2 separate regions of the Homo sapiens genome follow, and region 2 is linked to region 1. Evidence: read pairs that join two places in POLR2A ChIA-PET (ENCODE). Cell type or tissue: OCI-LY7. All regions are shown on one strand. Each heading gives the region's core, and the rest is flanking DNA. Links, peaks and the distances in the headings are about the cores only. Region 1 overlaps HAUS4 (HAUS augmin like complex subunit 4). Region 2 overlaps SLC7A7 (solute carrier family 7 member 7).

The links. Peaks named below come from ENCODE experiments on the same cell type or tissue, not always from the same donor. Only the 100,000 strongest peaks of a DNase experiment are listed, where the experiment ranks them.
Region 2: POLR2A ChIA-PET joins it to region 1 with 20 read pairs; 3 of 35 experiments call an interaction of 5 or more read pairs at or near these places.

Annotation. Positions count from the first base shown.
Region 1 is chr14:22,936,718-22,953,274 of GRCh38, reverse strand. HAUS4 (HAUS augmin like complex subunit 4) reads left to right here. Exons shown (of 10, transcript NM_001166269.2): 3 at 592-734; 4 at 816-947; 5 at 1,586-1,720; 6 at 2,865-2,961; 7 at 5,262-5,407; 8 at 5,544-5,674; 9 at 6,036-6,104; 10 at 6,567-7,047. The coding sequence ends at 6,750. The region is part of intron 2 of PRMT5-DT (PRMT5 divergent transcript); the gene reads right to left. Among named protein-coding and RNA genes, the nearest start is that of MIR4707, 12 kb to the left of the region's middle. In OCI-LY7, for the core only: no CTCF peak of the experiment used is centred there; no DNase peak of the experiment used is centred there.
Region 2 is chr14:22,789,194-22,803,236 of GRCh38, reverse strand. All of the region lies in intron 2 of SLC7A7 (solute carrier family 7 member 7), which reads left to right. Among named protein-coding and RNA genes, the nearest start is that of SLC7A7, 19 kb to the left of the region's middle. RefSeq lists enhancers at 130-179, 6,654-6,723. In OCI-LY7, for the core only: no CTCF peak of the experiment used is centred there; DNase peaks (open chromatin) are centred at 6,976 and 8,496; H3K4me3 peaks cover 4,330 bases; H3K27ac peaks cover 6,555 bases.

The sequences.
Region 1 (16,557 bases), core at 1-8,000:
CTCCTCAGGAGGTGGAAGGATCGCTTGATCTGGGGAGGTTAAGGCTGCAGTGAGCTGTGATTGTGCCACTGCACTCCAGCCTGGGTGACAGAGTGAGACCCTGTCTCAAAAAGAAAAAAAAAAAATTGGTTAGTTGAACGTTTAACTTACTCTAAGTGTATTCTGTTAGTCTTGTTTATGCGACTACATATCACATCCAAAGTTGGAACTTCACGTGTTGTGTTTCTTTCCCCCTACTTCAAGAACTCTATTAATTTTGGATGAATGAGGCATTTTGTGTATTGTGATTCCTACTAACGGTCCCTTAATTTTTATTCTATTTGTCTAATATGTACCAACTGCATTTCCGTTTCCTAAGATCTTAGTTTATTACTTATTCCCCCTTAATATCCTTGTATATAATATAAATGCTTGTTACCTTGAATATTACCCTTGTTTATTTGTGGATTTTTAAAAAATCTCATTAGATTTAGCAATCTTTCCTATAAAAATCCTAGGGGTTTTTTGGAAGTATTAAGTTATGCTCAGTTATGTAAAGTAAGAGTCCACACCTTTTTTGTTTTTTTGTACCTGTGGGGACATGATGTTAAGTGTGCAGCAAACAACTTCCTCCTTGTAACCTGAGTAAAGAGGACCTGTTACAGAACCCATACTTCAGCAAGCTTCTCCTGAATCTCTCACAGCATGTGGATGAGAGTGGCTTAAGCCTCACCCTAGCAAAGGAGCAGGCTCAGGTAAGGGCTTTGGGAGAAGAGATAAGAAGAAGGGAAAATCCTGAGAGAGAGGTTCCTACCTGAGATTTTTTGGATTTCTAGGCATGGAAGGAAGTTCGACTGCATAAGACAACATGGTTGAGGTCTGAGATTTTACACAGAGTCATTCAAGAGTTGCTTGTGGACTACTATGTGAAGATACAAGACACAAATGTAACTTCTGAGGACAAAAAGGTGAGGCAAAGGCTGGGCGTGGTGGCTAACACCTGTAATCCCAGCACTTTGGGAGCCCCAGGCAGGCTGATCACTTGAGGTCAAGAGTTTGAGACCAGCCTGGCCAACATGGTAAGACCCCGTCTCTACTAAAAATACAAAAATTAACCAGGTGCAGTGGCACACGCCTGTAATCCCAGCTACTCGGGAGGCTGAGGCAGCAGAATCGCTTGAACCTGGGAGGCGGAGATTGCAGTGAGCCGAGATTGCGCCACAGCACTCCAGCCTGGGTGACAGAGCGAAACTCAGTCTCAAAAAAAAGTGAGGTGAAAGAAATGAGGTGGGGTTGGTTACCAGTTACAGGAATGACCAGGCCAACTGTGGCTTTGTCTGATGATGTGATCTAGGGGAAGTAGGAGCTTTGAGAAATGGTTTGTCAAAAGAGAAATGGACTGTAGTTATGGGGAAGGAGTGGATGTGTTATCAGAGTTTGTAATAGAAACATTGACAGAAGTCACTCGCAGCTGAGTTATCTGAGGGGGGATGATATATTTGAGGACTTTGAAAATATGTGAAAAACTGGTTCATAAGGATGGAAGAGGTGGAGTGGGAGAAGTTTTATAGTTGCCTCTTTTTGTTTTTTATTCTCTCTCTCTCAGTTTCATGAGACCCTTGAACAGCGGCTGCTTGTAACTGAACTGATGCGGCTCTTAGGTCCTAGCCAGGAGAGGGAGATACCTCCACTGCTGGGGCTGGAGAAAGCGGACCTTCTGGAACTCATGCCACTCTCAGAGGTTGGCGGGGAGATATTGGAACCAAATAAATGAAATGGTTTAATTTCTCCCATATCTTTAAAATGTTTTTTTTGTCAAGCTTTATTGTTTTTGTAAAAATGATACACATTCAGGGTGGTCAGACTCAAATAAGAAAAACGTTACACAGGAGCAAGTAAAAGCTGAAATACTGCATCTAGAAGCACAATATTATTATAAACAGCTTGACATAAATGGTATTATACCCTTCATGCTTATATAGAGAGTATAAGGCCGAGTGTAGTGACTTCCGCCTATAATCGTAGCACTTTGGGAGGCTGAGGTGGGAGGATCACTTGAGTTCAGGAGTTCAAGACCAGCCTGGGCAACATAGTGAGACCTCGTCTCTACCAAAAAAAAAACAAAACAAAAGCCAGGTTTGGTGGTGCACACCTGTAGTCCCAGCTACTCGGGAGACAGAGGCAGGAGGATGACTTGAGGGTGGGAGGTCAAGGCTGTAGTGAGCTGTGATCATGCCACTGTACTCCAGCCTGGGCACAGAGTGAGACCCTGTCTCAAAAAAAGAAAAGTACAGTCTATTTTCATGTAATATATTTTGGATTTCTTTTCAAGTCAATACATAAATGTAAATAAGATGATAGCTTCTATAGCACTGTTAGCAAAGTATCTAGGCACATAGTGCTTAGTGTTATGTCATCAGTTTAAATCTCTGCTAGGATTCTATTATATGGATGTAGAATAATTTGCTTAACCTTATTGGTGGATATTAAGGTTGTTTCCACATTTTTGCTGTTAGAAACCACAGGGAGATGAACATGCTGGTTCATATGTGTCTTTACCTTTGTATGATTATTTCTGTAATGCTGGTGCTAAAAGTGGGATTCCTGAGTCAGTGCATACTCATACAGAATATTGGTACCTAATGCCAAACTGCTATCCAGAAAGGTATTTTCAGGGCTCCTGGATCCCCCATGTTCTCACCAACATGGGGTCTTGACAGTCATTTTATTCTTCGCTAATTTGATAGGTGAAAAATGAGTCTCTCTGATGTCTCTTGATGCATTTTCTTTGGCTATTATTGAGGTTATCATCATGTATTCATTGGCTGAGACGTCCTAGTTTTTACAGTCTATTCGCATTTCTGCCTTTACTTCTATGACTGTAGGATTTTGTGTGGATGAGGGCTCGGCTACAGCAAGAAGTAGAGGAGCAGCTCAAAAAGAAATGTTTCACTCTGCTCTGCTACTATGATCCCAATTCAGGTGAGTGCTAGCTGTCTGTTCTGCTCACAGCTGGACTTCAGGGTTCCTGGTCTGCTCTTTTGAGAATAATATATTTTGATTTTAGATTTGGGACAGAGGTTTAGAACCATCAGAGATGCTTATTTGTTTTGTTGCTGGTAGAATAAAAACAAGGACTTTTTGTTTTTTTGTTTTTTTTTTTTTTTGAGATGGCGTTTTGCTCCTGTTGCCCAGGCTAGAGTGCAATGGCGCCATTTCTGTTCACCGCAAGCTCCTCCTCCTAGATTCAAGTGATTCTCCTGCCTCAGCCTCCCGAGTAGCTGGGATTACAGGCATGCGCCACCCCGCTCGGCTAATTTTGTATTTTTAGTAGAGATGGGGTTTCTCCATGTTGATTAGGCTGGTCTGGAACTCCCAACCTCAGGTGATCCGCCTGCCTCGGCATCCCAAAGTGCTGGGATTACAGGTGTGAGCCACCACACCCGGCCAAAACAAGGACCTTTGTAAGGACTCTTTTTATTCAGCAAGATACTGAGTGGGAGTGTCCTCCTGCTGCAGGGAAGGATGAGTTCTCTCAGGAGGTTCAGAATGGTTTAGGGAGGAAAGTTCAGACTCATAGAACACCTTATACTCTCTGTATAAGCTTGGAGGGTATAATACCATTTATGTCAAGCTGTTTATAATAATGTGTTTCTAGACGTAGTATTCATATTTCAGCTTTTACTTGCTTCTGTGTAATGATTTTCTTATTTGAGTCTGACCACCCTGAATGAATGTGTATCTCTTTTTTTTTTTTTTTTTTTTTTGAGACGAAGTCTCGCTCTGTCCCCCAGGCTGGAGTGCAGTGGCGCAGTCTCACCTCACTGCAAACTCCACCTCCTAGGTTCACGCCATTCTCCTGCCTCAGCCTCCCGAGTAGCTGGGACTACAGGTGCCCGCCACCACGCCTGGCTAATTTTTTGTATTTTTAGTAGAGACGGGGTTTCACCGTGTTAGCCAGGATGGTCTCAGTCTCCTGACCTCATGATCTACCCACCTTGGCCTCCCAAAGTGCTGGGATTACAGGCGTGAGCCACTGTGCCTGGCCCTGAATGTGTATCATTTTTACGAAAATAATAAAGCTTAACACCTGAGTCTGAACTTTCCTCCCTAAACCATTTCTTTTTTTTTTTTTTTTGAGACGGAGTTTCATTCTTGTCGCCCAGGCTGGAGTGCAATGGCGTGATCTCAGCTCACTGCAACCTTCGCCTCCGAGGTTCAAGCAATTCTCCTGCCTCAGCCTCCCAAGTAGCTGGGATTACAGGCGCCTGCCACCCTGCCCAGCTAATTTTTTTGTATTTTTAGTAGAGACAGGTTTTCACCATGTTGGCCAGGATGGTCTCAAACTCCTGACCTCAGGTGATCTGCCCGCCTTGGCCTCCCAAAGTGCTGGGATTACAGGCATGAGCTACCACACTTGGTCTCCTTAAACCATTTCTATGACTTAAGAATTAAGGTCCGGGCCGGGCGCGGTGGCTTACGCCTGTAATACCATCACTTTGGGAGGCCGAGGCAGGTGGATCATGAGGTCAGGCGTTCGAGACCAACCTGGCCAATATAGTGAAACCCCGTCTCTACTAAAAATACAAAAAATTAGCTGGGTGTAGTGGCGGGTGCCTGTAATCCCAGCTACTTGGGAGGCTGAGGCAGGAGAATTGGTTGAACCTGGGAGGTGGAGGTTGCAGTGAGCTGAGATCGCGCCACTGCACTCCGGCCGAGGTGACAGTGAGAGACTCCGTCTCAAAAAAATAAAAAGAATTAAGGTCCAAATCCGGAATCAAAGGTAAGAGTGAAGATAATTTATTTAATAATTATGAGAACCAGATGCCCTCCCCCCCCCCGCTTTTTTTTTTTTAAAAACTCTGTCACCCAGACTGGAGTGCAGTGGTACAATCACACCTCACTGCAGCCTCGACCTTCTGGGCTCAAGTGATCCTCTCACCTCAGCCTCTCAAGTAGCTGGCACTACAGGCGCATAGTATGCCTAACTAATATTTTAGAATTTTTTTTATAGAGACAGAGTCTCACTATGTTGCCCAAGCCGGTCTTGAACTCTTGGGCTCAAGCAATCCTCCTGCCTTGGCCTCCCAAAGTGCTAGGATTGCAGGCGTAAGCCACCATGCTCAGCCCAGAATGGGGCCATTTTTAATAGATTATTAGAAGAAAACCTGTCATAAGGCAGGATTTGTGGGTCTAGATACAGGATAGGGGCACTGGAAGGTTGCTTTACAGGGATTGTAGCGATTAGGGTTTTCCTGTCAGTCCTCTGCCCCTTTGCTCAGATGCTGACAGTGAAACCGTGAAGGCAGCAAAGGTGTGGAAACTCGCAGAGGTCCTGGTGGGTGAGCAGCAGCAGTGCCAGGATGCCAAGAGCCAGCAGAAGGAGCAGATGTTGCTGCTGGAGAAGAAGAGTGCTGCTTACTCCCAGGTTTATCAGGGCATGGGACAGCCCCTTTCCTTTATCCTGACCCCAGGAGCACTTTTGGGGAAGACAAAGATTCCTGATCTACCCTCCTTTCTACTATCTTTATTTATGCCCTCTTCTTCCTCCATCTTGGGCTCAGGTGCTTCTCCGCTGCCTCACTTTGCTGCAGAGGCTTCTTCAAGAACACCGGCTGAAGACTCAATCCGAGCTAGACCGCATCAATGCCCAGTACCTGGAAGTCAAGTGCGGTGCTATGATCCTTAAGCTGAGGTGAGCTGTGACCCCTGTGGATCTTAAGGGATTCTGTCTCACGTTATCAGCCCTCTATCCCTTACCCTAATCTCTTTCCTCTCCCTTATCCTAGCGCCTTGTGGGTATCCAGTAAATGTCACATAGCAGTATTAGCTTTTGGATTACCCAAAAGCTTTCAACATCCTTGAGACTTTTCTTTTACAGTCTTCTGAAATAGGCACTTTACTGTGAGATCAATTGCTCGGGAATTCAGAGTGACCTTGTTTATCCTATCAGTGCTTAGCCCACACCTTGACCGTCGGCAGGTACTACGTCCATTCCCAACCCTGCTGCTATCAGGGACCTTCCTGCCTTGACATTTCTTTCTTCCCTCTGTCAGGATGGAGGAGCTAAAGATTTTGTCCGACACTTACACTGTTGAGAAAGTGGAAGTTCATCGTCTGATTAGGTGAGAACTCCTAAGAGTCTGGTACAGCTGTTCACAGGTGGTTCTCACATTCCCTAAACTCGTTTATTTAAAGATGTTGCCATTTTTGGCTGGGCACAGTGGCTCACACCTGTAATCCCAGCACTTTGGGAGGCCGAGGTGGGCAGCTCGCTTGAGTCAGGAGTTTGAGACCAGCCTGGCCAATATGGTGAAACCCTGTCTCTACTAAAAAATACAAAAATTAGCTGGGCATGGTGGCATGTGCCTGTAATCCCAGCTACTCGGGAGGCTGAGGCAGGAGAATTGCTTGAACCCAGGAAGCAGAGGCTGCAGTGAGCCAAGATCATACCACTGCACTCCAGCCTAGGTGACAGAGCGAGACTCCATCTGACAAAAAAAAAAAAAAAAAAGTTTTTCATTTTTGTCCACTACTTTCTGAGGAGCAGCACCCTTATATTGTGCCTTCTCTGCCCGGGCTCTTAGGGACCGTTTGGAGGGAGCCATTCACCTACAGGAGCAGGACATGGAGAACTCAAGACAGGTCCTGAACTCCTATGAGGTCCTTGGGGAGGAGTTTGACAGGCTGGTGAAAGAGTACACCGTACTCAAGCAGGCAACAGAGAACAAGCGGTGGGCCCTCCAGGAGTTCAGCAAGGTCTACCGTTGAGCTCTGGCAGGGCCAGGAGACATGGCTTCTGCATAGCTGCTGCCTCCTAATCTTCCTGCTAGTGGGACCACCTTCACCTGGGGCTGCCTTCAGTACAAGGGAGTGTGGAAATGCTTACGCTTGAAACACTGCAGTCATTTAGGCACTCTCCTGGTTTCTCTTTATTTTTTATGACTGGGCCTCTTCTGGAAAATCTAGCAAGGAGATTTATATAATTTTTATGCATAGCTGTGTGTCAGTGTCAGCCCTGTATTGTATTTGATTATCTCCTGAATAAAGTTATGATATTATATCTTAGGATTTTAGTCATTTTCCTTGGGCAAAGATTGAAAAAGAACATTGAAGGCTATATGGGTAAGGAGCGGGGAACTGAGTGGATCCAAATAGAAACAGATACATGATGCTTATGCAAAGAGTAAGAAGTAGACATGCCAGCTTGCCTACATCAAGTCTTAGAGCCTTCATTTTGGAAGAGTACAGTGGATTAAATTTGGGCTTGCTCTTGAAGAACTATAATCTCCAGAGGAGTGCTAGATACTCAGGCAGGTAGGGAACTATTTTCTCACTATGGGTATCAGTGTGGGAGTTATAATAAAGCAGCTGAGGCTGGGAGCAGTGACTCACACCTGTAATTCCAGCACTTTGGGAGGCCAAGGCAAGAGGATCACTTGAGCCCAGCTGTTCGAGACCAGCCTGGGCAACGTAGCAAGACCCCTGTCTCTGTGAAAAAAAATTTTTTTTTTTTTTTTTTAGACAGAGTCTTACTTTGTTGCCAGGCTGGAGTGCAGTGGTGTGATCTCAGCTCACTGCAGCCTCCGCCTCCCAGGCTCAAGCAATTCTTGTGTATCAGCCTCCCTAGTAGCTGGAATTAACAGGCATGCACCACCATGGCCAGCTAATGTTTGTATTTTAGTAGAGACAGGGTTTTACTATGTTGGTCAGGTTGGTCTCAAACTCCTGACCTCAAGTGATCCGCCCACCTTGGCCTCCCAAAGTGCTGGGATTACAGGCATGAGCAACCACACCCAGCTGAAAAAAATTTTTTTAATTAGCAAGCGTGATGGTATGTGCCTGTAGTGCCAATTTCTCAGGAGGCTGAGGCAGGAGGATCACTTGAACCCAGGAGGTCAAGGCTGCAGTGAGCCATGATGGCACCACTGCACTCAGCCTGGGTGACAGAGTGAGACCTTGTCTCAAAAAAAAAAAAAAAAAAAAAAAAGGCAGCCAGTGGCCAGCTCAGTTATAGGAAAGGACACAAGCCACTTGTGTTCCTGGTTCCCTTGGTGTGGTTTGAGAGCTACATTTTTCTCTAAAAGCAGAGGTTTGGAGGAGATTCCCCCTGAGGAACCAAGTTCAACAGTCTACTTAGCTTAGAACAAGGCAGAGTCCTGGCTGGTGTCAAAATAGGGGACTGTGGACAGAAACAGAAGGCCTCTACCTTTATTTAGAAGAGCCTACTCAGTTTCTGAAACCACTTTCCAAGGAAATTGTCTTGGGGTGATGGTGTGGATTTATTTACAAGACAATTAATGTCTTTGACTCAACTTTTTTTTCTCTTTTTTTTTTTTTTTTTTTTTTTTTTTTTTGAGACGGAGTCTCGCTCTGTCGCCCAGGCTGGAGTGCAGTGGCGCAATCTCGGCTCACTGCAATCTCTGCCTCCTGGGTTCAAGTGATTCTCCTGCCTCAGTCTCCTGAGTAGTTGGGACTACAGGCACCCACCACCACGCCTGGCTAATTTTTGTATTTTTAGTAGAGACAGGGTTTCACCATATTGGCCTTGCTGGTCTCGAACTCCTGACCTTGTGATCCGCCCGCCTCGGCCTCCCAAAGTGCTGGGATTACAGGCATGAGCCACTGCACCTGGCCAAAAAAATTTTTTTTAATTAGCTGTGCATAGTGGCATGTGCCTACATTTCCAGCTACTCAGGAGGCTAAGGTGGGAGGACTGCTTGAGTCTGGGAGGTTGAGGTTACAGTGAGCTATGATCATGTCACTGTATTACAGCCTGAGTGACAGCAAGATTCTGTCTCAAAAAAAAGAAAAAGGAATAGAGTTATGGAAAAAGCAGCGAAGACAGAGAAAAGGAAAGAAGCACTATGGGAAGGCACAGAGTTAAGAATGGGCAAATCATGTACCAAGGAGAGCTTTCATTTCAAGTGAACAAAATTTGAAACAAATATCCTATAGCTTCAATCGAGAATCTGGAGAGCTGGGGTTTGAGAAACATTTCAATTTCGACTGCCTGAGAAATGGCTTCCAAGGCAGTGGTCCTCACCCTGGCTCTCTAAATGGCATGGGGATGGAGAGTGAGCTATTTCTTGTATTCTTAAAAAGCCTAAAGAAAATGGGCTGGGCACAGTGGCTCATGCCTGTAATCCCAGCATTTTGGGAGGCGGAGGTGGGCAGATTGCCTGAGCTCGGGAGTTAGAGACCACCCTGGGCAACATGGTGAAACCCCATCTCTACTAAAATAAAAAAATTAGCTGGGTGTGGTGATGCGTGCCTGTAGTCCCAGCTACTCAGGAGGCTGAGGCACGAGAATTGCTTGAGCCCCGGGAGGCGGAGGTTGCAGTGAGCCAAGATCGTGCCACTTCACTCTAGCTTGGGCTACAGAGTGAGACTCTGTCTCAAAAAAAAAAAAAAGAAAAGAAAATGGAACATTTGCTTGCGACAGTTCTCCACACACTTTTTTTTTTTTTTTTTTTTGAGATGGAGTTTCGCTCTTGTTGCCCAGGCTGGATCGTGCAATGGCGCAATCTTGGTTTATTGCAATCTCTGCCTCCTAGGTTCAAGTGATTCTCCTGCCTCAGCCTCCCAAGTAGCTAGGATTACAGCATGCGCCACCACGCCCAGCTAATTTTGTATTTTTATTAGAGATGAGGTTTCTCCATGTTGGTCAGGCTGGTCTCGAACTCCCGACTTCAGGTGATCCACCTGCCTCAGCCTCCCAAAGTGCTAGGATAACAGGCGTGAGCCACCACCGCGCCCGGCCCTGCACAAACTTTTTTTTTTTTTTTTTTTTTGAGACGGAGTCTTGCTCTGTCACCTGGGCTGGAGGGCAGTGGCCCGATCTCAGTTCACTGCAACCTCCGCCTCCTGGGTTCATGCCCTTCTCCTGTCTCAATCTCCCAAGTAGCTGGGACTATAGGCGCCCACCACCACGCCCGGCTAATTTTTTGTATTTTTAGTAGAGACGGGGTTTCACCGTGTTAGCCAGGATGGTCTCGATCGCCTGACCTCGTGATCCGCCCGCCTCAGCCTACCAAAGTGGTGGGATTACAGGTGTGAGCCACTGCGCCCGGCCCAAACTATTTTTTAAAAAACTTCATTGGCTTAAAACTAGAGCACATGCAGGCTGGGCGTGGTGGCTCACGCCTGTAATCCCAGCACTTTGGGAGGCCGAGGTGGGTGGATCACCTGAGGTTGGGAGTTTGAGACCAGCCTGAGCAACATGGAGAAACCCCGTCTCTACTGAAAATACAAAATTAGCCGGGTGTGGTGGCACATGCCTGTAATCCCAGCTACTAGGGAGGCTGAGGCAGGAGAATCGCTTGAACCCAGGAGGCAGAAGTTGCGGTGAGCCGAGATCGCGCCATTGCACTCCAGCCTGCGCAACAAGAGCGAAACTCCATCTTAAAAAACAAACAAACAAACAAAAACAACTAGAGCACATGCTTTGTAAAAATACTCAGAACAGAATTATATACAGTAAAAAGTAAAAGATTGAACCATGCACCCTCAGACACCCCCCACACAAATACCCTGTTACTCCAATCTACCTCCCCAGAGTAACCAGAGTGATTTGGTGTGTAGATCACTGTGTGTCAGATCTGTTTCTATAAATATGCAACCATATGTACATAAATATTAGCTAATATTAGCTGGGCATGGTGGTGCTCTGATAGCCCTAGCTACTCAGGAGGCTGAGCCTAGTAGTTAGAGGCTGCAGTGAACTATGATTGTGCCAAGGTACTCCAGCCCAGGTGACAGAGCAAGACCTTTGTCTCTAAAAATCAAATCAATAAAGAAAAAGTTTTAAAAATGTGGCTAATATTATTATTAGAGTATGGCTGTATTATCATTTAACCCTTCCCTTCACGATATTAAGGTTGTTTCCCTCTTGCCCTGTTACAAAAATGCTTCATTGGATGTCATTGCACATATATCTTGCTCAGGTGCCTTTGCTTTCTGCTGGTATTACAGTAAATCAGTATATTAGTTATTTTATGGGAAAAATAAACTTTTTTTTTTTTTTTGGAGACAGAGTCTGACTCTTGCCCAGGCTGGGAGCAGTGGCATGTTCTCGGCTCACTGCAACCTCCGCCTCCCAGGTTCAAGCGATTCTCTTGCCTCAGCCTCCCGAGTAACTGGGATTACAGGCGCGTGCCACCACATACAGCTAATTTTTGTATTTTTAGTAGAGACAGGGTATTGCCACGTTGGCCAGGCTGGTTTCGAACTCCTGACTTCAGGTGACACGCCTGTCCTCGGCCTCTCAAAGTGCTGGGATTACAGGCATGAGCCACTGCGCCCGACCAGAAAAAAATAAACTACTGATTGAGCTTATGAATGTAGTCTGGTGGAAAAAAAAACTTTCAAAACAGTTCCTTCGTAGGGGAAAAGGAACAAAAATCATGTCCACTGCGGCCTGAGGGAGCACTACAGCTGTTTCTCTTGGTGCATTCATTCTGCACATTGACTGGAGGTGGAAGACTTGTTGGAGGTGCCCTTCATACATGCTGCTCTCTATTGTGGCAAATATGGGAAGGAGCTTTGGAGGACAAGTAGAAGGGTCTGCATGAAAGTGACAGCTGAGGGGCCGGGCGCCATGGCTCACGCCTGTAATCCCAGCACTTTGGGAGGCTGAGGCAGGTGGATCACGAGGTCAAGAGATTGGGACCATCCTGGCCAACATGGCAAAACCTCGTCTCTACTAAAAATACAAAAATTAGCCAGGCGTGGTGGTGCACACCTGTAGTCCCAGCTACTCGGGAGGCTGAGGCAGGAGAATCACTTGAATCTGGGAGGCAGAGGTTGCAGTGAGCCGAGATCGCGCCACTGCACTCCAGGCCTGGCAACAGAGCGAGACTCCTTCTCAAAAAAAAAGAAAGTGACAGTTGAGGGTTAGCATCTTGGACCTTAGCTGCTCTCTTTCCCTCACACTGCTTAGAAAAGATTTGCATTTACTGCCTCCCTTCGTTCTTTCACAGTCGAACCTCTCTTTACTTGCCTCTTACCACATCTGGTAAGTCTTATAGATTCTTCCCTTGTAATGAGAGGCAAAGGAAATCACCTTCAGAACTTGGAACAGGATCAACTCTGGGACTCTTGGATAAACAAAATCTGTTCCCTGAATATTTTCAGTGAAAGGTGAATATGGAGGTGTCCTGGGGAGTGACTGCATTCTTCCTCGGCCACCACAAACAGGAGACCCAGCGCCCCCTAAGGGCCAACTTTGGCATCTCCAAAGGAGAAGGGTGCCCCTCACCCTATAAAGAATCTCTCCATATTGGCTGGGCGCGGTGGCTTACGCCTGTAATCCCGGCAATTTTTGGAGGGGAGGCTGAGGCAGGCGGATCACTTGAGGTGAGGAGTTTGAGACGAGCCTGGCCAACATGGTGAAACCAGGTCTCTACTGAAAAATACAAAATTAGCCAGGTGTGGTGGTGCGCACCTGTAATTGGGAGGCTGAGGCATTATAATAGCTTGAACCTGGGAGGTGGAGGCTGCAGTAAGGCGAGGTGAGATGGGGCCACTACACTCCATCCTGGGCGACAAAGCAAGACTCTCTTTCGAAAAGAAAAAAAAAAGAATCTCTCCATATGATCCATCTTGAAGGACCTGGACTAGGTTTTGTTAAAGGAACTAGCAGGCTTCCTTATCCCTTGAGACAGCAAAAATACGAGTGAATTTACAATGGACTAAACAATGTGTAGAAATAATTTACTCTAAAAGATGGTTTGTTTTTGAGTTGCTGAGGTCCAGCCAAAGTGGCTAACTTCTGGTCTCAGGAAAAAACAACTGAAGTTTGGAGAGTCCTAAATTTACCAAGCCTGGCTAAATAGTGTGTAACCAACAGCAAATGACCTGCCTAGGATTTAGAAAAGGGTTATCTAAAGAGTAAGGTTGGCTGGGCGCTGTAGCTTATGCCTGTAATCCCAGCACTTTGGGAGGCCGAGGCAGGTGGATCACCTGAGGTCAGGAGTTTGAGACCATCCTGGCCAACATGGCGAAACCCTGTCTCTACTAAAAATACAAAAATTAGCCGGGCATGGTGGCTCGCGCCTATAGTCCCAGCTACTTGGGAGGCTGAGGCAGGAGAATTGCTTGAATCCTAGAGGCAGAGGTTGCAGTGAGCCGAGATCACACCACTGCACTCCAGACTGGGCAACAGAGTCAGACTGTGTCTCAAAAAAAAAAAAAAAAAAAGATCTATATATGATTTATTTTAAAGAATTGGCTCATTGGCTCATGTGATTATGGGAGCTGGCAAGTCTAAAATCTGTAGGGCAGGCCAGCAGGCTGAAAACAAGCAGAAGTAATGCTACAGTTTTTTTTTTTTCCAACTTTCATTTTAGGCTCAGGGGGTACGTGTGCAAGTTTGTTACATGAGTAAACTGTGTGTCACTGAGGGTTAGTGTATGAATGATCCCGTCACCCAGTTAGTGAGCATAGTACCTCCCTCCCTTCCCCTTCTAGCAGTCCCCAGTGTCTATTTCCATCTTTATGTCCGTGTGTGCTCAATGTTTAGCTCTCACTTATAAGTGAGAACTAGCGGTGTTTTGTTTTCTATTCTCACATTAATTTATTTTTCTTTCTTTCTTTCTTTTTTTTTTTTTTTTTTGAGACGGAGTCTTGCTCTGTCACCCAGGCTGGAATACAGCGGCATGATCTCGGCTCACTGCAACCTCCACCCCCTGGGTTCAAGCGATTCTCCTGCCTCAGCCTCCCGAGTAGCTGGGATTACAGGCGCCTGCCACCACGCCCGGCTAATTTTTTTGTATCTTTAGTAGAGACGGGGTTTCACCATGTCGGTCAGGCTGGTCTCGAACTCCTGACCTCAGGTGATCCACCCGTCTTGGCCTCCCAAAGTGCTGAGATTACAGGCATGAGCCACCGTGCCCAGCCCAGCCATGACTTTTTAATTTTCATTTTTTTTTTTTTTTGAGACAGAGTTTTGCTCTGTCGCCCAGGCTATAGTGCAGTGGCACGATCTCTGCTCACTGCAAGCTCCACCTACCGGGTTCACGCCATTCTCCTGCCTCAGCCTCCCGAGTAGCTGGGACTACAGGTACCCGCCACTGCGCCCGGCTAATTTTTTGTATTTTTAGTAGAGGCAGGGTTTCACTGTGTTAGCCAGGATGGTCTCGATCTGACCTCGTGATCCACCCGTCTCGGCCTCCCAAAGTGCTGGGATTACAGGTGTGAGCCACTGCGCCCGGCATGACTTTTTAATAATAGCCATTCTGACTGGTGTGAGATGGTATCTTATTGCGGTTTTGATTTGCCTTTCTCTAATGATTAGTAATATTGAACATTTTTTCCATATATTTGTTGGCAACATCTATGTCTTCTTTAGAGAAGTGTCTGTTCATGTCCTTTGCCCAGTTTTTTTGCTTGTTTGTTTTCTTTTTCTGGGAGACAGGGTCTTACTCTGTCAACCAGGCTGGAGTGCAGCTGCAGCCTCAACCTCCTTGGCTCAAAGGATCCTCCCACCACAGCCTCCCTAGTAGCTAGGACTACAGGCACGTGCCACCATGCTGGGTTTTTGTTTTGTTTTGTTTTGCAGAGACGTGGTCTCACTCTGTTGCTCAGGTTAGTCTGGAGCTCCTGGGCTCAAGCAGTCCTCCCACCTCTGCCTCCCAAAAGTGTTAGGATCACAAGGGTAAGCCACTGCAACGGGCTGAGAAAATTTTAAAATATTTGTTTCCTTTTTTTTCTTTTTTTTTTTTTTTGAGAAGGAGTTTCGCTCTTGTTGCCCAGGCTGGAGTTCAATGGCGCTATCTTGGCTCACCGCAACCTCCGCCTCCTGGGTTCAAGCGATTCTCCTGCCTCAGCCTCCCAAGTAACTACAATTATAAGTGCACCACCAGGCTCAGCTAATTTTTTTGTGTTTTTAGTAGAGATGGGGTTTTACTATATTGGCCAAGCTGTTCTTGAACTCCTGACATCAAGTGATCTGCTGACCTTGGCCTCCCAAAGTGCTGGGATTACAGGTATGACCCACTGCGCCCAGCCTTTTGAGATAATATATTTAAAGTGCCTGGCATGTGGTAGAGCTTAATTAATATTAGCCTGGGCAGGGTATGGTGGCTCATGCCTATAATCCCAGCACTTTGGGAGGCCGAGGTAGGTGGACCACGAGGTCAGGAGTTCAAGACCAGCCTAGCCAAGATGGTGAAATCCCGTCTCAACTAAAAATACAAAAATTAGCCAGGCATGGTGGCGGTCACCTGCAATCCCAGCTACTTGGGAGGCTGAGGCAGAGAATTGCTTGAACCCGGGAGGTGGAGCTTGCAGTGAGACGTGATTGTGCCACTGCACTCCAGCCTGGGTGACAGAGTGAGACTCCATCTCACAAAAATAAATAAATAAATAAATATTAGCCTGGCTAGGACTATCATGTTATGAGGCAAGAATGATTGCTGAAGACTGGATAGCTACACAAGCCTATAGAGAAGGAGGGAGGCCTTGGCTAGACCTTCAAAAGAAAGGACATAAGCACAAAGATCAGGGAGAGGTAACAGGTTTATTTATTTTTATTTTATTTTTTTGAGACAGAGTTTCACTCGTTGCCCAGGCTGGAGTGCAATAGCGCGATCTCGGCTCACTGCAACCTCCGCCTCCCGGGTTCAAGTGATTCTCCTGCATCAGCCTCCCAAGTAGCTGTGATTACAGGCACACACCACCATGCCTGGCTAATTTTTTGTATTTTTAGTAGAGACGGGGTTTCACCATGGCCAAGCTGGTCTTGAACTCCTGACCTCAGGTGATCTGCCTGCCTCAGCCTGCCAAAGTGGTGGGATTACAGGCGTGAGCCACCGTGCCCGGCCAAGGTAACAGGTTTTATATGTATTTTAAAAAATATTTTACGTGTAATATAAACACGCTTATACAGAACATTTGGAAAATACAATTTTTCCACATAGTTGAGGTCATTCTGTGTGTAAAATTTGTAATGTGTGTCTCTTAATGGCATGTCATAAGACTTTCTCCATGTTACTACATTTTCTTTGACAACACTGATTTTAATGGCTGCTGAAGATTTCATTGAGGCCGGGTGTGGTGGCTCACGCCTGTAATCCCAGCACTTTGGGAGGCTGAGGTGGGTGGATCATTTGAGGTCTGGAGTTCAAGACCAACCTGGCCAACATGGTGAAACCCCGTCTCTACTGAAAATACAAAAATTAGCCGGGCAGTAGTGGCGTGCGCCTGTAATCCCAGCTGCTTGGGAGGCTGAAGCAGGAGAATCACTTGAGCCTGAGAGGCAGAGGTGTCTCAAAAAAAAAAAAAAAAAAAAAAAAAAAAAAAATCCACCACTCCCTGGCCTCTTTCTCCTCTCTTTTTGAGTTTTCCTTGCTTTTCTTGTCTGATTTTTATTGCAGATTAACAGTAGAATTATTTTATCAAGTAACAAAAGATTCCATTAGAATTGTGATTGAATGGGCCGGGCGCAGTGGCTCACGCCTGTAATCCCCCCACTTTGGGAGGCCGAGGCGGGTGGATCACGAGGTCAGGAGATTGAGACCACCGTGGCTAACACGGTGAAACCCCATCTCTACTAAAAATACAAAAAATTAGCCGGGC
Region 2 (14,043 bases), core at 2,038-10,037, 150 kb after region 1:
TGTTAGTCAGGCTGGTCTCAAACTCCTGACCTCAGGCGATCTGCCCGCCTTGGTCTCCCAAGGTGCTGGGATTACAGGCATGAGCCACCGTGCCTGGCCTCTTTTTCTTTATAACAGTGTTCAACACATCATTTACTTGTCTCTCTTTCCCTCTAGAATATAAACATATGTGAATAAGGACTTTGTTTTACTCACTGCTGAATCACCAGCACATAGAACAGTGCCTGGTATCTGCTAGGTGCTCAATAATTGTATGTTGAATGAAGAAGGGGGCAGGACGTTTTAGGCACAGGGAAAGCCAATGTAAAGGCACAAGATGAAAAAAATGTATGGGGTGTGGGGGTGCATGGGGGATTGTGGGATATGAGGGGACCAAGATGGGCAAGGGGCTAGAACACAAGGTATATCTTTGTAGGGTTTTAGAATTTATTCAAAGCATATGAGGAACCATTAAAGGACTTTAAACAGGGGAGTGATATAGCTGGGGTGGAACTTAGGGGACAAGGCTGGAGGCAGAGACACTATTAGGAAGCTCTTGTAGCAATCCAGGCAGGAAATGACAAAAACCTGAACTACGGTGATGGCAGTTGGGGTGGACAAGGAAGGATAGATCTGAGCACAATTTAGAAGGTATAATCAATACAACCAATGAGACCTATTAAGATGTCAAGTATAAGGGAGAGGGAAGTGTCAAGGAAAACATCTACCATCTTGTAAGTTTTGTGCCAGAAGAGCTGTGCCTATCTATAATCCACTGTATCCCCAGCAAGGAAACAGAGAAGCTTGATAAATATTTTTTTTGTTTGTTTGTTTGGTTGTTGTTGTTGTTGTTTTGAGACAGAGTCTTGCTCTGTCGCCCAGGCTGGAGTACAGTAGCAGGATCTTGGCTCACTGCAACCTCTGCCTCCCGGGTTCAAGGGATTCTCCTGCCTCAGTGTCCTGAGTAGCTGGGACTACAGGTGCATGTCACCCCGCCCTGCTAATTTTTGTATTTTTAGTACAGATGGGGTTTCACCATGTTGGCCAGGCTGGTCTCGAACTCCTGAACTCAAGTGATCTGCCTGCCTCGGCCTCCCAAAGTGCTGGGATTGCAGGCGTGAGCCACCTACCGTGCCCGGCCCTCAATAAATAGTCTTTGAATGAAGAGATGATGTTTCTGGTTTAGACAATTTGTAGGCAGTGATATCATTTACTGTGAGGAGGAGGATGGGGGCATGTTGAATTTGGAATTTATTTTTAGCATAGTAGGCAGATATGCTCTTTGGAATTTAGGAAAGAGATAGGGTTGGAGATTAAACATTCAACAAGTATTTGCGAAGAGGTTGCCACGTTCCCTGCACTGTCATTGTCTTTTTGGAGCACTTTATGTGTGTGCGTGGGTGTGTGTGACCGCATGCATGGGTGCATGCCGGGGTCAGGATGGGCAACCCAATACAGGGATTTTTGTTTTGTTTTGTTTTTTTGAGACGGAGTCTCGCTCTGTCACCAGGCTGGAGTGCAGTGGCGCAATCTCAGCTCACTGCAACCTCTGCTTCCCAGGTTCAAGAGATTCTCCTGTCTCCTCCTGAGTAGCTGGGACTACAGGCATGCACCACCATGCTCAGCTAATTTTTGTATTTTTTAGACGGGGTTTCACCATGTTGGCCAGGATGGTCTTGATCTCTTGACCTCATGATCCGCCTGCCTCGGCCTCCCAAAGTGCTGGGATTACAGGCGTGAGCCACCGTGCCTGGCCTCTGATACAGGGTTTTAATGGATTGTGATGGTGTTGTGATTTGCAAGGTAGAACAAGGCACAGGAGGAGACCAGTCCTAACCTAGGCATTTAGAAACCATTCCTGTAGAAGTTTGAGCTGATACCTGAATGGCGAAGAAGAATTAATCAAGAGTAGAAGAGGAGTGTTCCAAGCAGCAAGAACAGAATGTATGAAAACCTAAATGCCAGAAGTGCTCCTTTCAGGCACTGAAAGGAGTTCAGGGTGGGCTGCAGTGTTGAATTTCAGGAAGAAAAGGTTGAGAGTTGGCTTGCAGAGGTAAATAGAGTCAAGGCATAGGTTGTTCAAAGCTTTATAAGCTGTGCTAGTTATTATTGTGCTATAACAAATAGTCTAAAACGTAGTGTCTTAAAACAGTAGTCATTTTTTTTATGATTTCTGTGGCTTAGAAATTTGGGAAGGGCTTAGTGGGACAGTTCTAGGTCAGGGTCCCTCATGTGGTTGCAGCAGATGGTGACAGGAGCTGGAAAAACGGTTGCTGAGGAAGTTGCAGACAATCTGGGCTTCTTTTTTTTCTTTTTTTGAGGTGGAGTCTTGCTCCGGTTGTGCAGGTTGGAGTGCAGTGGCGCGATCTCGGCTCACTGCAACCTCCACCTCTCAGATTCAAGCAATTCTCCTTCCTCAGCCTCCTGAGTAGCTGGGATTACAGGCGTGCCCCACCACGCCCGGCTAATTTTTATATTTTTAGTAGAGACGGGGTTTCACCGTGTTGGCCAGGTTAGTCTTGAACTCCTGACCTCAGGTGATCTACCCGCCTCGGCCTCCCAAACAAAGTGTTAGGATTACGGGTGTGAGCCACCGCACCCGGCCTTCTTTATCAAATTGTGTCAGTCTTTCCATGTGGTCTTTCCGTATGGACTGTGTTGAGCTTTCTCACAGCGTGGTGACTCGTGGGCAGTCAGACTGCTTATGCAGGCAGCTGAAAGCGTCCAGAATGAGTGTTGTAGCACCCAAAGTGGAAGTTGCATTGCCTTTTATGACCTAGTCTCTGAAGTTGCATGGTGTCAATTCTGTCATACTCTATAGGTAGAGGCATTCACAGAAGACCATCCAGTTTCGAGAAGAGGGGTACAGACCCTGCCTCTTGATGGGTAGAGTGTCAAAGTCACATTGTAAGAAAGGAATATGGGATGGGAGACGTTGAGGCATATTGGAAAACTCCAATCTATTGCACCAACTATATTAAGGAGTTTGGTGGGCTGTCTTCTAAGGCAATGAGAAAACTCTTAAGGCCTTTAAAAGCAGAAGAGTGGCATTTGTGATTTAGATTTTAGAATTTGTGAGTTTAAGAAAGATTAGTTTTTCTATGTAGGATTGAAAGCTGGGAGACAGGTGGGAAGCTGCTGCTATGATCCTAGTGAGAAATGATGGTGGCTTGGACTAGAGTCATGTTTTGGGGACAGGGAGACTTAAGACTTGGACTATGAGTAGATATGAGTGGAAGTTGTTGATGACAATAACATGCCCAGGTCTTTGGCTTGCATAAATGGGTGGATGGTGACGCCAGTTACTTGTATGGGGAACACCGAAGGTGCAGTAGGTTTGGGAGAAATTGATGGAATCAGTTTTGGACATGTTGAGTTTGATGTGCCTGGTAATGTCCAGTAGGTGGTTGAATATTCATATATATCTAGAATCATGACAGTTGGGCTGATGATATACTTTTGGGAGTCATCATTGTATATATGGTTATTGAAACCATAGGAACAGGCCAGGGCGGTGGCTCACACCTGTAATCCCAACACTTTGGGAGGCTGAGGTGGGCTGATCACTTGAGGCCAGGAGTTCGAGACCAGCCTGGCCAACATGGCGAAACCCTGTCTCTACTAAAAATACAAAAACTAGCCGGGCATGGTGGTGTGCACCTGTAGTCCCAGCTACTCTGGAGGCTGAGGCAGGAGAATCGCTTGAACCCTGGAGGAAGAGGTTGCAGTGAGCCGAGACAGCTCCACTGCACTCCATCTTGGGTGACAGAGCAAGATTCTGTCTCAAAAAAAAAAAAAAAAAAAAAAAAGAAAGAAAAAAATAAAAAGAAAAAGAAACCACAGGAACAGATGAGATGACCTTGGGACAAGATGTAGAAAGGGAGGACAAAGGGGCTTAGAAGCATTCTGAGGAATACCCACATTTGAGGGATAGGTATTTTGTGAAAAGATGGAGAAGGAGCATCTAGAGAGATAGGTGGAAACCTGGAAGATGGTGAGTGGAAGGGAGTGAATTGAGAAGGAATGAATGACTACCTGTGTCCAATCTGCTAAGAGGTCAAGCTAGGTAAAGATTGAGTATAGTTGATTGGATTTATTGATATGAAGGTCACTGGTGGCTTTTCATGTGGGCTTTCTCCTAAGGCAATGAAATTTCAGGGCAGTGAGGGTGAAATCAGGTTTCAGAAATATCATTTATTCACCCAGCAAAATGTATTAAGTGTTACTGTGTGTCTAGTTCAGGACTATGCCCATGGGTACAAGGATAACTGTTATCCACTCTCTGCCCTCACACAGCTCTCGTGGGTGGGAGAGACATATGTACACTGTTCTAATGCAGTGTAGTTAATTGGGGAGGTGAGAGCACAGAGCAAGGGCAGCATACCAGAGGTGGCAGGTTTACACTCAAAAATAGCCTTTCTGGAGGAGCTATTAAGTTTAAAATAAGGAATAAAATGTCATTTGGAATTGGCAACTCAGAGGGTCAAAGGAAAACTTTTGCAGGGTGAAAGAGGAAGGAGTTGCAACATCTCAGACTGCATTGTAGAGACCCAGGAACGGGAAGGAATGTAGACATGCTCTTCAGATGAATGATTCTGAAAGCATGGAGGGTGATTGTTAGAGGAAAGGACCAAGGTTGAGGGACGATTTTATGAAAAAGAGTTAAGCCTGCCTTAGGTTGGTTGAGGTATGTTTCTGGAAAAGTTGGATGAAATATCTCTACCCTACAATGATGCCTTCTCCATGGCTGTAATGATTGGGTGCCCTGAGTCAGACTTCTTTTTCTTGAACAGTGTAGGGGATACCCTTATCCCTTTGGAAGGCACTGGTGCATGGTGGTGAACAGCGTGGAATCAGGCAGGATTCAATCAATGCTAGGTCAAATTTATTAGCCTCAGTTTCCTCTTGTTCTCCTTCTCCTTCTCCTTTTCCTCCTTCTCCTTCTTCTTCTTCTTTTTTTTTGACAGAGTTTCACTCTTGTTGCCCAGTCTGGAGTGCAGTGGCGTAATCTCAGTTTACTGCAACCTCCGCCTCCTGGGTTCAAGCGATTCTCCTGCCTCAGCCTCCCGAGTAGCTGGGATTACAGGTGCCCACCACTATGCCCGGCTAATTTTTTGTATTTTTAGTAGAGATGGGGTTTCACCATGTTGGCCAGGCTAGTCTGAAACTCCTGACCTCAGGTGATCTACCTTCCTCGGCCTCTCAAATTGCTGGGATTACAGGCATGAGCCACCGTGCCCAGCCCTCAGTTCTCTCTTCTATAAAATGGGGTCCCTACCTCATAGAAATGTGATCTATATTTGTACCATATTTTCATCTTTTTCTATTCAAATCATGACAGTTTCCAAAGAGCAAACACAGAGTCTCTGCTCCTGCCAGTTGTTTGCAGTCTTTTGGCAGGCATAGTCTACCTTTAGAGCTGTTGAACTACAGCCCTAGATAGTCTGGTATTACTAATAGACCTTGAAATCATTTACTGGTTATTGCTTAAGTAGGTTTTTTTATACGGGTGGTTGACTTCATTCATTGCTGATTTCATTGTCAGGGTAATAACGTTTTGCCCTCTCTGTCAGGAATATTGCTTCCCCTCCCCCACCCCAGCAGCAGCCTCCATGCACTCAGTCCAGATAACAGTGATCCTGGTGCTTGCCTGCACCCCATTCACTCCTCCAGTGACGTGTGGGTAGATAGGTTGCCTCTCAGTGACTTTCATAGCAACTGATTCTTGTAATTGTCAATGTCCACTTTTGAGTGAAGGCTGGAGACTGGATCTTAATCTCAGAGCCTGCACAGGGCCTGGAACACAGTGGGTACTCAATATAAGCTTAATGAATGAATGAATGAGTGAGTGAGTGAAGGAATTCTGAGTTTTGAAGGAGCCTCACTGTCCTGTCTAGGGTAGTAGAAATGGTTGCTTTTCCCAAACAGAGAGGTGTGCAGATGGCACCTCCTGAAGCTGCTTATTCTGACTTCTTGGAGAAATTCGTGGACTGCCCCAGTGCTCTGAAGTTCTAGGCATCTCCATTACCACAGGGGGAGATAATCCCACTCCCCGTCTCACATTCTTGCATACAGTTAGGGAGGTATGTGGTGTGGTGGAATGGATGTAGGCTTTGGAGCTAGTCACTGCCTGACCTCAGTTTTCTCAAGTGTAAAATAAAGATAATAAAACTTACTCTCTGTCAGATTAAATTAGAAGATAGGTGTAAGTACATAGTGACCTGGCACACAGTTGTCAGTTAAAAATAGTATCTATTACTGCAAGTTATATTCATATCATATGCATCTTATTGATTTCTAAAAGCTTTACCTTCCGCATGCTGTCTTTGGATGACTTAAAAGCAGTTTACATTTTACTTCACAATAGCTCAGGGATCAGAAAGGAGGGCTGAGCCTTTTCTTTCTGTTTTGCAAGAGAGGTGGAACTTTCCTCTCAGCAAGAGGATAGGTGTCCAGAAGTCCAGCTCCACCCGACTGTCCTTTCCTCAGAGCCAAGGTGTTTTGGCCCACTGTTCACAGGTGGACATGACTGTTCTTGCCTTACCTACACTTGCCCACACTGAGACCTAGTTGTTTTGCCATTCAGGACACTACCAGGACATTTTTACCATCTATGCCTTCAGTATGTCCCCTGTACCAGTGAGTCAGCAGTACCTGGCAGTTCAGGGCTCTTTGTTTACAGAGTACTGTTCTTCAGGGATCAGGCAAAGATTCTTCGTGTCATACACATGTGGCCACAGTGAATTGCATGTAGTGGGTTCTTCAATAAATGTTGGCTGGATGAATGAACAGAAGATATGATTCCAGGTTCAACTTGGCTGAGAAGGGTATTTCGTGCTTTTGCCTTTCAGGGTGCTGGTGGGGGCTGAGGGTTGCTGTGGGAAGGGGGCAGACAGCTTACCCTGAGTCTGCCAGAGCCGCTGTGGGCTGTGAAGGACTTTGGATCTCTGTGTGTCTGAGAGCTTTGGCCAGGTGTCCTCGTGCAGCTTCTCCTGGTACCAGAATGACTGATCTCATGTACTTGTGGCTAATGAGGTGGAACAGTCAGATGCTGGGCCCCCCAACGGACTTTTGCCCTTTGAACCTTCTACTTGGAAGCTAGTTGCCTTTTTCAGAGGGCTTTTCCCAAGAGCCATCTGAGGGTGGAGGTGAAGAAACTTACCTTTTCTGGCCCATATTCACCTCAAGAAATAGGCTTTCATCAGAGCCTTGGGTTCTAGTGTGGGTTTGTTGTGAACTTTGGAACAAACTCTTGACCAGCAGTGAAGGGGTAGACCTTTATGCTGCTTTGATCATCAAGTCCCTTTGGGGGCTCATCCTTGCTCTCTTCCTTTCTATGTTCTATGTTTCTATGTTCCTTTCTTTTTCTCTCTGCCTCAGAAGAAGCTGGGCAGGTAGCCTAGAGGAGGTTGCGGAAGATGCTGGGCAGCAGTGGGTCCTAACTCTGGCTGTGGATTGGAATCATCTGGAGAATTAAGAAAACAAGGCCGGGCACGGTGGCTCACGCCTGTAATCCCAGCACTTTGGGAGGCCGAGGCGGGCAGATCACAAGGTCAGGAGATTGAGACCATCCTGGCTAACATGGTGAAACCCGTCTCTACTAAAAATACAAAAAATTAGCTGGGTGTGGTGGCAGGCGCCTGTGGTCCCAGCTACTCGGGAGGCTGAGGCAGGAGAATGGTGTGAACCCGGGAGGCGGAGCTTGCAGTGAGCCGAGATTGCACCACTGCACTCCAGCCTGGGCGACAGAGTGAGACTCTGTCTCAATTAAAAAAGAAAAGAAAAGAAAAGAAAAGAAAAGAAAAGAATAGAAAAGAAAGAAAGAAAGAAAGAAAGAAAGAAAGAAAGAAAGAAAGAAAGAAAGAAAGAAAGCAAGCAAGCAATACTCAGATTGGGCACGGTGGCTCACACCTGTAATCCTAGCATTTTGGGAGACTGAGGTAGGAGGATGGCTTAAGCTCAGGAGACCAGTCTGGAGAACTTGGTCTCTACAAAAAAAAAAAAAAAAAATTAATTGGGCATGGTGGTGCATGCCTGTAGTCCCAGCTACTCAGGTGGCTGAGGTGGGAGGATTGTTTAAGCCCATTTGGTCCAAGCTGCAGTGAGCCAAGATTGTGCCACTGCATTCCAGCATGGGCAACAGAGTGAGACGCTGTCTCAAAAAAAAAAAAAAAAAAAAAAGAAAGAAAGAAAACAATACTCATCACTCCCACTCCCTGACTACATAAATCTGAACCACTGGGGAGAAGAATGAGATGAGAATTGGCTTGGAGAACGAGAATTAAGGAAGCAGAAAAATTGCTTTTGAGGAGAATTGATGAGGGTCTTGTGTCACTAGAGGTGGGAAAAGCCGTTCTCAATTGTCACCATGCTTCAGAGTCACCTGGGGAGTTTTAAAAACATGCCGATGCCTGGGTTCCACCCCAGAATTTCTGACTTCATTGGTCTGGGTGGGGCCTGAGCACTGGACTGTTAAAGCTCGTCAAGTGATGCTAGTTTGCAGCCAGGATAGAGGAGCCTTGAGTTAGCAAAGGGTTGCGACTGTTCTGATACAGCTGCTCTGTGTGTGGTTATTTCCGTAGGTGATTACCTAAGGAAACACACCCAGAGAAGCAGATCCTCAGATTAGCCTGCGAAACTGTCTCAGGTCTCCTGCATCAGAACCTCTGGGGTGTGGGGCCCTGAAGTTGTGGGTCGACAAATTCCTCAGGTGGTACTGATGCTCACTCAGGCTTGAGATCTGGTACCTGAGGACTTGAACTGACCCCTAGCTAAGCAAACCAATAAGGATTGGATTTACACGGCTTGGAGAAGGGACTCACGGGGTTGTTACTATAAGACCCTCCTGGTACAAACTGCCTGCTTGCTCCCTCAGAGTGGTCAGAGCCACAGGGACCAAAGTGCTGACTGAGTTCCAGGAAGGAGAGCGGGAGGACTCTGATCCAGTGACCCACAGGGATTGCATTTGGTGTGTCTTCTTGCCAGAGGTGTAACTGCCCAAGGGGTTCACCTTGCCCACTGCCTAGACAGAGCCAATTCTTCAAGACAGGGATATTGCAATAATGAGTAATTCACACAGAGCCGGCTGTGCGGGAGACCGGAGTTTTATTATTACTCAAATCAGTCTCCCCGAACATTCTGGGAGCAGAGTTTTTAAGGATAACTTGGTGGGTCAGGGGAAGCCAGTGAGCCAGGAGTGCTGATTAGTTAGAGATGAAATCACAGGGAATCAGAGCTGTCTTCTTGCTCTCAGTCAGTTCCTGGGTGGGGGCCACAAGATCAGCTAAGCCAGTTTATTGATCTGGGTGGGGGCCAGCTGATCCACCAAGAGCAGGGTCTACAAAATACCTCAAGCACTGATCTTAGGAGCAGTTTAGGGAAGGTCAGAATCTTGTAGCTTCCAGCTGCGTGACTCCTAAACCATAATTTCTTTTTTTTTTTCGAGATGGAGTCTTGCTCTGTCACCCAGGCTGGAGTGCAGTGGTGTGATATTGGCTCACTGCCACCTCCACCTCCCGAGTTGAAGTAATTCTCCTGCCTCAGCCTCCCTAGTAGCTGGGGTTACAGGTGCACGCCACCACACCCAGCTAATTTTATTTTTTATTTTTAGTAGAGACAGGTTTTCACCATGTTGCCCAGGCTGGTCTTGAACTCCTGACCTCAGGTGATCCGCCCTCCTATGGCTCCCAAAGTGCTGGGATTACAGGCATGAGCCACCGTGCCCAGCCCTAAACCATAATTTCTAATCTTGTGGCTAATGTTAGTCCTACAAAGGCAATCTAGTCCCCAGGCAAGAAGGAGGTCTGCTTTGGGAAAGGGCTGTTATCCTCTTTGTCTAAATTATAAACTAAGTTTCTCCCAAAGTTAGTTCAGCCTATGCCTGGGAATGAATAAAGGCAGCTTGGAGGTTAGAAGCAAGATGGAGTCAGTTAAGTTAGATCTCTTTCACTGTCTCAGTCAAAATTTTGCAATTACAGAGGCTCTCACCCATGACACCTGAGTAAGCGAATTGGTTGTTTCTTTAAAATTTTTATTTTAATTGGCTGGGCGTGGTGGTTTACGCCTGTAATCCCAGCACTTTGGGAAGCCGAGGCGGGCGGATTACGAGGTCAGGAGATCGAGACCATCCTGGCTAACACGGTGAAACCCTGTCTCTACTAAAGAATACAAAAAATTAGCTGGGCTTGGTGGCGGGCGCCTGTAGTCTCAGCTACTTGGGAGGCTGAGGCAGGAGAACGGCATGAACCCGGGAGGCGGAGGTTGCAGTGAGCCAAGATCGCACCACTGCACTCCAGCCTGGGCGACAGAGCGAGACTCTGTCTTTAAAAAAAAAAAAAAGATATTTTTCTTTTCTTTTCCTTTCTCTCTCTCTCTCTCTCTCTCTCTCTCTTTCTTTCTTTGAGACGGGGCCTCACACTATCATCCAGGCTGGAGTGCAGTGGTGCAATCTCGGCTCACTGCAACCTCCGCCTCCTGGGTTCAAAATGATTCTCCTCTCTCAGACTCCCAGGTAGCTAGGATTACAGGCGTGCGCCACCACGGCTGGCTAATTTTTGTATTTTTAGTAGAGACGGGGTTTTGCCATGTTGGTCAGGCTGGTCATGAACGCTTGACCTCAGGTGATCCGCCCACTTCGGCTTCCCAAAATGCTGGGATTACAGGTGTGAGCCACCACCACGCCTGGTCAAAAATGTTATTTTATTTTCTGAGACGAAGTCTTGCTTTGTTGCCCAGGCTGGTGTGCAGTAGCATGGTTATGGGCTCAATCCTGCACTCAAGTGACCTTCCCACCTCAGCCTTCCAAGTAGCTAGGACCATCAGTGTGCACCACCAAGTCCAGCTAATTTGTAATTTTTTTGTAGAGAAAGGGTCTTGCTATGCTGCCCAGGCTGGTCTCCAACTCCTGGCCTCAAGTGATCCTCACGTCTTGGCCTTCCAAAGTGCTGGGATTATAGGCATGAGCCACTGCACCTGGAGTAAAAGGTTTCTGTAGTCTGAAAGGTAAAATAATTTGAAGGCCATCTGCTATCTGAGAGAAATAACAGCACCTAGGGAGAGTGGAAGAAATAATGTATCAAAGAAGCCAGGGTGAAATTGTGATTTCAAGGTGTAGAGAGTTTCCAGGCCGGGCGCGGTGGCTCAAGCCTGTAATCCCAGCACTTTGGGAGGCCAAGGCGGGTGGATCACGGGGTCAGGAAATTGAGACCATCCTGGCTAACATGGTGAAACCCCGTCTGTACTAAGAGTACAAAAAAATTAGCCGGACGTGGTGGCGGACGCCCGTAGTCCCAGCTACTCGGGAGGCTGAGGCAGGAGAATGGCGTGAACCCAGGAGGCGGAGCTTGCAGTGAGCCGAGATGGCGCCACTGCACTCCAGCCTGGGCGACAGAGCGAGACTCCATCTCAATTAAAAAAAAAAAAAAAAAGGTGTAGAGATTTTCCCAAACCAACATTAGACAAAACAAATGGGGATGCAGCAAAGAAAAGGAAGAAGAGACTTGAAATCTCTGGGTTTAGGTAACAGATATGAGGCGTTTCCAGAGAGCTTATATCTGGACCTTCTGAGGAAACAGCAGTGGTAGAGTATTTTGGAGACACCAGGGTATTAGCAGGCCTGAGTATGCCAGTTGTGGGGTTTGGCCTTCCCCCAGGAATAGTGTGCATCTGACTATACACAGACCCAGCCTAACCTAGAAATGTGCAGTTTTTCTGAGCAACATGTGACCAAGAGCTTGCTCACACCAATTAAGCCTAGGGACTGCTATCCTTCTGCTAATTGCTGTGGGATGAATGATGTCACCAGTCAGAAGATAGCTGAGATGTCTCACTGGTGACGTGAAGTTTAAAGTAGCAAACTGAGTGGCAGGTGGAATTTTCGTCTCTTTGTCAGCTGAAGGCTGTGTATGTGAAAGAAAAAAGAACACAGAACAGAGTTCCTAACCGTAAATTCTAAGATTCTAAGATACCAGAAAGATAAACTCCTGGTAAGGGATAGAGGAGGTTTATAGGGATTGGGAGAGATGTGTATAATAAGGCTTTAGAATGGAAATTTTAGAGGCAAGGAGAAAAATGCCTAGATAAAAGTATAAATCTGGGTATTTTGGAGACTACATAGCAGAGAATAAAGGCAGAGAGGAGTTGCTCAGTAACGCATTTGGAGAAAATGGGATGGAAGATCAGAAATGATGCTTTTGAACTCTTATCTACAAATATTACAAGTAAGGCTAATAAACGTATTTGACCTTTTTTTTTTTTTTTTGTGAGACGGAGTCTCGCTCTGTCACCAGGCTGGAGTGCAGTGGCGCGATCTTAGCTCACTGCAACCTCCGCCTCCTGGGCTCAAGTGATTCTCCTGCCTCAGCCTCCCCAGTAGCTGGGACTACAGGCGCACACCACCACACCCAGCTAATTTTTGTATTTTTAGTAGAGACGGGGTTTCACCATGTTGGCCAGGATGGTCTCAATCTCTTGAACTCGTGATTCGTCTGCCTCCGCCTCCCAAAGTGCTGGGATTACAGGCATGAGCCACTGTGCCCGGCCCGTATTTGACCTTTTACTGAAAGGAGGAAACAATTTCATAGGCATCAGCGATATTTGATTAGAATATGATAATGAAAGAGTATACTTTGTTCAAAAATGATGATTTGCTAGAAGAGCTGGGATTCATGTAGTACATTAAAGAGAGAGGTACATACTTGTTTGAGGATCTGCTATCATAAGGGATGCCTGCCTTCTTTGCATAAGGTCACATTTAGATTCTTTTGATTGCAGTGAGAGGGAAATTTCAGTACACCAAGATCCAGTGAGCTGTCAAGGGTTTCACTTCCCCTTTCTCCATTTTTCAACAAATGTAATGAATAGTACCACCCAGTGCTACTTCCAGTTTTCTGCCTGCAGTTAGGTTTTTTTTTTTTTTTTTTTTTTTTTTTTGAGACAGTCTTGCTCTGTCACCCAGGCTGGAATGCAGTGGTGCAATCAAGGATCACTGCAGCCTTGACCTCCCCAGGCTCAAGCAATTCTCCCACCTTAGCCTCCTGAGTAGTTGAGACTACAGGTGCACGCCACCAGGCCCAGCTAATTTTTGTATTTTTTGTAGAATCAGGGTTTCTCTATGTTGCCCAGGCTGGTTTCAAACTCCTGAGCTCAAGGGATCAGCCCACCCTGGCCTCCCAAAGTGCTGGAATTACAGGAGCGAGCCACTGTGCCCAGCCAACATATGAGTTTTCTATTGCTTCTCTAACAAGTTACCACCAATTGAGTGGCTGAAAACAACACAAATTTATCATCTCATAATTCTGGAGGTCAGAAGTCTGAAATGGGTCTCACTGGGCTAATATGAAGTAGCACTGTGTTTCTTTCTGGAGGCTTAAGGAGAGGATCCATCTTCTTGCCTTTCCCAGCTTCTAGAGTCTCATGGACCCTTCCATTTTCAAAGTCAGCAGTAACTGGGAGAGTCTTTCTCATATTGTACTACTCTGACATTGACCTTTCTGCCTCCCTCTTTCATCTTTAAGAACTTTTGTGATTACATTGGGCCCACCCAGAGAATACAGAATGATTTCCCTGTTTTGTCACTTGATTAGCAATCTTCATTCTGTCTGCAACTTTTTTCTTTTTTTTTTTTTTTTTTGAGCCAGAGTCTTGCTCTGTTGCCCAGGCTGAAGTGCAGTGGTGTGATCTTGGCTCACTGCAACCTCCGCCTCCTGGGTTCAAGCAATTCTCCTGCCTCAGCCTCCTGAGTAGCTGGGATTATAGGCACCCACCACCACACCCAGCTATTTTTTGTATTTTTAGTAGAGACGGGGTTTCACCGTGTTGGTTAGGCTGACTCATGTTGGTTAGAATTCCTGACCTCAGGTGATCTGCCCGCCTTGGCCTCCTAAAGTGCTGGGATTACAGGCATGAGCCACTGCGCCTGGCCTCTATCTGCAACTTTAATTCTCCCTTGCCATGCAATATAACATGGCTCACAGGTTCCAGGGATTAGGGGGTGGACATCTTTGGGGGGCCATTAGTCTACCTACCACAAGTGATAGCCCAGCTTTCCACCGGAGGTGGATGAGC